Linked DNA regions of Homo sapiens: region 1 is linked to region 2. Evidence: chromatin contacts called from ENCODE Hi-C or POLR2A ChIA-PET data. All regions are on one chromosome and are shown on one strand. The core of a region is the stretch at or near the end of the contact, and the rest is flanking DNA. Distances in the headings are between cores, read along the strand shown.

Region 1 (2,700 bases), core at 70-2,569, 210 kb after region 2:
GGGATATAAAAGTGAACATTCTGGGGGAAAACAATAAAGGGGATCTAACCCAAGCAGACTCAGCCTTTTATAAAGCCAAAATAAAATTAACATAAAGAGATATCTGGATCAGGCATAGTGGCTCCCACCTGTAATCTCAGCACTTTGGGAGGCCAAGGTGGGCAGATCACCTGAGGTTAGGAGTTTGAGACCAGCCTGGCCAACATGGTGAATCCCCCGTCTCTACTAAAAATACAAAAATTAGCTGGGCATGATGGTCGGGTCCTGTAATCCCAGCTGCTCGACAGGCTGAGGTTTAAGAATCGCTTGAACCCGGGACACAGAGTTTGCAGTGAGCCGAGATCCCACCACTACACTCCAGCCTGGGGGACAGAGTGAGACTCTGTCTCCCAAAGGAAAAAAAAAAGATTCCTGACACAAAAATATGCAAATTGACATTTGCATATCAATTTGGGATAGAGCAGAGTTCAAAAGTAAACGCTGCTACGGATAAGAACTTTCATATATGATAAAGAAGCACTTGTACATTACAGTGGCGGGGGCAGAGATAGTTAATAAATGGTGTTGAGACTGCTGGGTCAAGCGGAAGTGCCACCACACCAAGGGCAGTACCGTGAGGACATGCCTGCTGAGGGCCCCAAGAGGGGCACGGAAGGTCAGAGGGGCGAATGGAGTGACCTGGACCTGATGGGCGTGGCCCAGCATCTGTCTGTTTCCACAGCACTGGAGAGCCAGCTGAATCACAGCCAGCTGAATAACATGTTAACCCCATGCCGTGTGGGCAATTATTTTCCAAACATGGTTGTATGTTGGAACCACCTGGGAAATTTTGAAACCGTTAAATGCCTAGGCTGCACCCAGTCCCAGGTACATGAGAATCTCTGGGGGTGACATGGGCCCTAGGTGTTTCCAAGGAGCAGCTGAGTCTGAGAACCACTGGTGCAGGGGAAAGCATGGCCAGCTCCATCTCTGACTAAGCTGTATTCTCATCTGTAAATTAGGACCACTATCATGCAAGACACAGATTATTTTGAGCAGCCAGAGAGGTGAAGTATACAATTTGTGCATCATGGTACCACAACGATGAAAGTCAATTCTTTCTCCATTCAGAGTGACACCAACAGAGTGCATAGTGGGTGTTCAGGAGAAGGCCTGGGGCTGGGGAGGTTCTAGAGACCAAGACACAAACCCTTCCCTCCCCATCTGAGAGGCTGCTCCTCCACTCCCCTTACCTATCTCCAGGCTGAGCTTGGCTGGAGCATGGAGAAGGGCCTTGGAGGCTTTTGGCCTCTTTCCCACCTGGGCATGTTCAGGAGGCGGTGCAGGGTGGCATAGACAGGCGCTCTGGTCAAGTGGCCCCATTGGCTCCTTCTCCCTCTCTCTCTCCTCCCTCACTGTTCTCAGGCACCAGGAGCTATCAGGAGCACGGCCACCGAATGCTGCTCATTTGGCTGCATGGCGTGGCCACGGCTGGTGAGAACCCCAGCAAAGCGCTGTTCGAGGGCCTCGTGGCCATTGGCAGGAGGGACCTGGCTGGTAAGAGCGTACTCTGCTGGGCTGCTTCTCAGGAGCTGGGTGGCCCCCACTGGAATGCAGCAGGGCCCTCCAAGGGCTGCTCAGACAAGAATGCTGTGATGCTGGCTCTAGGCCTTCCAGATTCCTACCCCTAGCCCTGCCCTCTTTTCCCTTGGGCAAACTACAGTGCCTCCTGGCCCTGGTTTCCCCATCTGTGCAATGAGGGTGTTGGCCCAAACTGAACCCTGTGACCTTCACAGCCCCGGAGCCAGTGATGCTGTCCATAATCTCTTCCTTACCAGCCCTCTATACCTTGACATTTTTTTTCCATTTTGGAATAAGCCTGGAACCACCTCCAGACTTTTTTCACAAACATTAAGACATAGGAGCCAAAACTGACTTAATATGAGTTGAACCAGTCAAATCTGGTCAAATAAACCTTCTGAGGTCATCACAACTTATTTGAGTATGCCAATCTCAAAAGCCTGATATGGGATTCAGTGTTCTGTGGAATCATCAGACAAGCAGGATAGAAGGTTCTAGTACTAATCCCTCATTAAAAACAAAATCAGCTCATGATGAAAAAGCCTTAAACGCTGTGATACCCACTGACGTGGTACATAATGGGGCAACCACAGAATGGGGCACTAGGCAGCCACTGATAGTTGTGAAGTCTCCATTAGATATGAGGCAACAAAGAAAACCACTCCTGACATATTTCTAGTATATTGCTGAGGGAAATGTTTCTAGCATATTATTGAGGGAAAAGAAAGGACCGCCCCCCCCCCCCCCCCCCCCCATAGCTGCTATAGGCAAGGTGGAAAAGCTAAGACTCATTTCAGGGTAGAGAGATTAGGGACGCTACCTTTCTTTCCCCAAAATGTTCTTAAATATAGTTGTTACATCTTTTAACACAAACTGTGGCATGCAATTAAAACATAAAACCAGTCCTGTGAGGCAGAGCTTAGGCAACAGAGGAAGTAAGATTCTTGTTTTTAACAGAAAATATCAGGAAGAAAGCAAACGCAGCCCCGAGTGCCCCCAGGAGGTGCACAGCCATGTAACCGGAGGGGCCAGACCTTCAGGCACGTGGGACCTCAGCGTGTGGAGCCACCTGAACAGAAGATGACCATCATTTAAGGGCTTTTTAAAAAATCACTGTTAACAGACCTCCAGGTGATTCTA
Region 2 (2,700 bases), core at 72-2,571:
TGGGAGGGGGGTTCCGGGGCCTCTGCTGTCCTCCCTTTCCAGGCACGGCTTTGGGTCTGAGGTGCGGTGCGGTGCAGAGCAGCTCTCCCAGGAGTGGATGAAAAAACAAACAGTTAAACCCTGAGTTCAGCACACCAGCCCTCCAGTAAGAGTCTGAAAGGATTTCAAGCAACCTCTTCACAGACAAGGAACCCGAGACCCCAAGTCACAAAAGGTAAGACTGAGGGTCATGACGGGCATCCTGACACCTGGCCCAGGCCAGCCTGGGCTCTTGGCACTGCACAGCTTCCCTGAGCCTCACACCCATTTGCTCCCGCTCCAGGAATCAGAGTTGCAGCCCATAGACTACAGGGTGGATGAGGTTAACCCCTTCTGGGCAAGATTCCAGGTCCTAGCCTTCCCTCCAGCACAGCCTCACAAGAGGCACGCCAAGGACAGACACCACCTGGCAGAGCCCAACAGCCCAAACCTCAGTCCTCTTTTACCAGAGCGAGACTCAAAAAGACCACAGGCCGTAAATGGTTAAGCCGAGTATATCACCGCCTTCCCCCAGGAAGGTCCCACCTGGGGGCCTGCTCTTGGTGTAGGGAGTCTCTCCCTACCCTGACAGCCTGGAAACTGAGGAAGTAAAGCCACAACTGCCAGGCCCTTAGGCAAGTCACTTACCCTGGACTTTGTTTCCCCAGCTTACAAACCAGGGAGGCAGGAGAGGCTAAGTGAGCTCCAAGGTCCTCCCCCACCACCTTTACAGTCACAAGCCAGCTGCCAGCGGGCCAGGCCCACTTCACTTCCTTCCCCCGACTCCACATCTCTCTGGCTCTGCCTTCCCAATGGCAGTCTGCGTCCACGGAAGGGGGAAGCAAAGGCCGAGAGCAGTCATTTTGGTTTTGTTTTATTTTGCATTTCATATATTATCCAGTTTCACATTCTCACAGGATCAGCAATGACAACAGCCGCCTCATCTCCCAAGTCTGAAATGGCCAGACGGTCACAGCTGCGGCTGACAGTAAAGCACTGATATGCTCAAAACAAAAAACATTGCACAGTGTTTCCTTCATTTCATTTTCTTAAACAAATGCCAGACACAAAGGCGTACTGCTGAAGAATGGAAACCCTTTTCTTCTTCATGCCTCAAACTAAACATTAAACTTATCTGACAGGGCGAACGAGGTCGCTTTAATAATTAATGGTACGCACATGAAAAATCCTTTATGATGCATAAATATTTTGTTACACAGGGTACAAAAATACTTCTCACGTTTTGGTTGGTTTCGAGGTTTGGAAAGAATGAGGAGCAGCGGCGGGCGGGGTGCGCTGTGGAGAGGTGAACAGAACGGGCAGAGAGGGCTTTCTTACGACTGTTGGCCCATCCGAGAAGGCAGGAGCGGAGGAGCCCCATGTGAAATGAAAAAGCAAACCCCATCTATCTGTTGGGTGGAGGTGGGAGCTGAGCCTGGAAGCGTGTGGGGCCACGGAACTTGGGCCTCCCTGAAGCGGGGTGGGTGCAGGGGCGGGGCGAGGAGAGAGGGGCAGGCAGGATGAACCACTGGGAGCCAGGACCTGTCGCTATGGTGACAGTGTGAGAACAAACTGTACACTCATATATACAAGTATAAGTGTCTTAATTCATGCCAGAAAACATGCAAAATTAAACACCTCACTTCCTCGAGGGGGAGCTACAGAAGCAAGTTTGGGCGGGAGGTCAGGCCTTGCCAGGTCCCAGTGAGGCCTCCGAGCTGGATCTGGGCGCCCCAGGGAGAAAGTCCCCAAATCCTCCTGGGAGGCATTGGAGAAAGGCTTGAGGGTGCAGAACAAGGTGAGGAAGAGGAGGGAGGGGAACAGGAAGCAGTCCACTGAGTCAGGCTTGGGATTCACAGTCTCTGGAGGGCAGCAGCTCTGTGCAGGCCGCCCGGGGGCAGTGGGAACTCGGGGCGCCTGTCCCGGCACCACCACAGATTACCAGAACCACCTCCCCGGTGACCAGACCTGGAGGGAGGGAGAGAGGCGGCCGTGAGCAGAGGCGTGGGACTAGAGCTAAAGCCAGGCCTGCTCTGGGCTCGGCTAAGCTCTTGAGACCCGGGGCAGAGGGAGGAACTACGGCCCTTCAGGGAGCCGGAGTCTAGGACACTTGTCCTGGGCCTCTGGGGCCAACACTTACTGAAAAACTAACAGAACTGACGGTACTTCCATCCTTGCTGGGTGGTGTCAGAGGAAGGGTACCAGCGCACCTGCAAGAGAAGCCAACGTCAGGAGCCAGCTGTGCATCCCTTCCCTCAACAGGAAGCCAGGTAACCATGGCCATCGGTGTCCCCGCTGGAGTCCTGGTTCTGTCACTGATTGGCTGGCACATTTTGGGCCAGTTACTCACCTTTAAGCATCAGTTTCTCTATCCGGCAAGTGGGAGTGCACTGCCTGATGTGCCTCCTCTGCAGGACACAGGTTCCAGCGAAGGAAAGTCACGCAGGCGTCTCATACCCCAATCAGCCCAATCCAAATGGGCCACTATACTGGTGGGAGCCCTGGCAGCTGGGGGCAGTGGTGCCAGCAACCCGCCCTTCCCCTTTACTGACACAGCACGGAATTCCTAATTCTGTGGAGGAGGAGGAAAAGAATGAGCCTCATACATTTTTGTTTGACTTCTTTGGGTCTCAGTGTTCTCATCTAGCTATAGGACAGAAATGACGAAGTCATATGTGGTTG

Evidence for each region. Hi-C counts contacts between places; a loop is a spot of excess contacts on that map. ChIA-PET counts read pairs that join two places held with the same protein, here RNA polymerase II (POLR2A). Pooled maps may share reads with other maps.
Region 1: a pooled map shows a loop between it and region 2 (2.0-fold over the local background). The contact joins two enhancer-like sites. A Hi-C loop is called at or near these places in 3 of 37 single-sample maps with no recorded cell type and 3 of 50 pooled maps. POLR2A ChIA-PET finds 5 or more read pairs at or near these places in 3 of 52 experiments (A549, H1 and activated B cell).

The regions. Positions count from the first base shown.
Region 1 is chr15:64,948,437-64,951,136 of GRCh38, forward strand. It overlaps ANKDD1A (ankyrin repeat and death domain containing 1A), which reads left to right. Exons shown (of 15, transcript NM_182703.6): 14 at 1,405-1,536. Among named protein-coding and RNA genes, the nearest start is that of ANKDD1A, 38 kb to the left of the region's middle. Within about 2 kb of position 1,320, at least 3 of the 41 ENCODE cell types and tissues checked have a DNase peak (open chromatin) inside an H3K27ac peak, as active enhancers do.
Region 2 is chr15:64,739,015-64,741,714 of GRCh38, forward strand. RBPMS2 (RNA binding protein, mRNA processing factor 2) reads right to left here. Exons shown (of 8, transcript NM_194272.3): 7 at 2,159-2,228; 8 at 877-1,986. The coding sequence ends at 2,166. Among named protein-coding and RNA genes, the nearest start is that of MIR1272, 22 kb to the right of the region's middle. Within about 2 kb of position 1,322, at least 11 of the 41 ENCODE cell types and tissues checked have a DNase peak (open chromatin) inside an H3K27ac peak, as active enhancers do.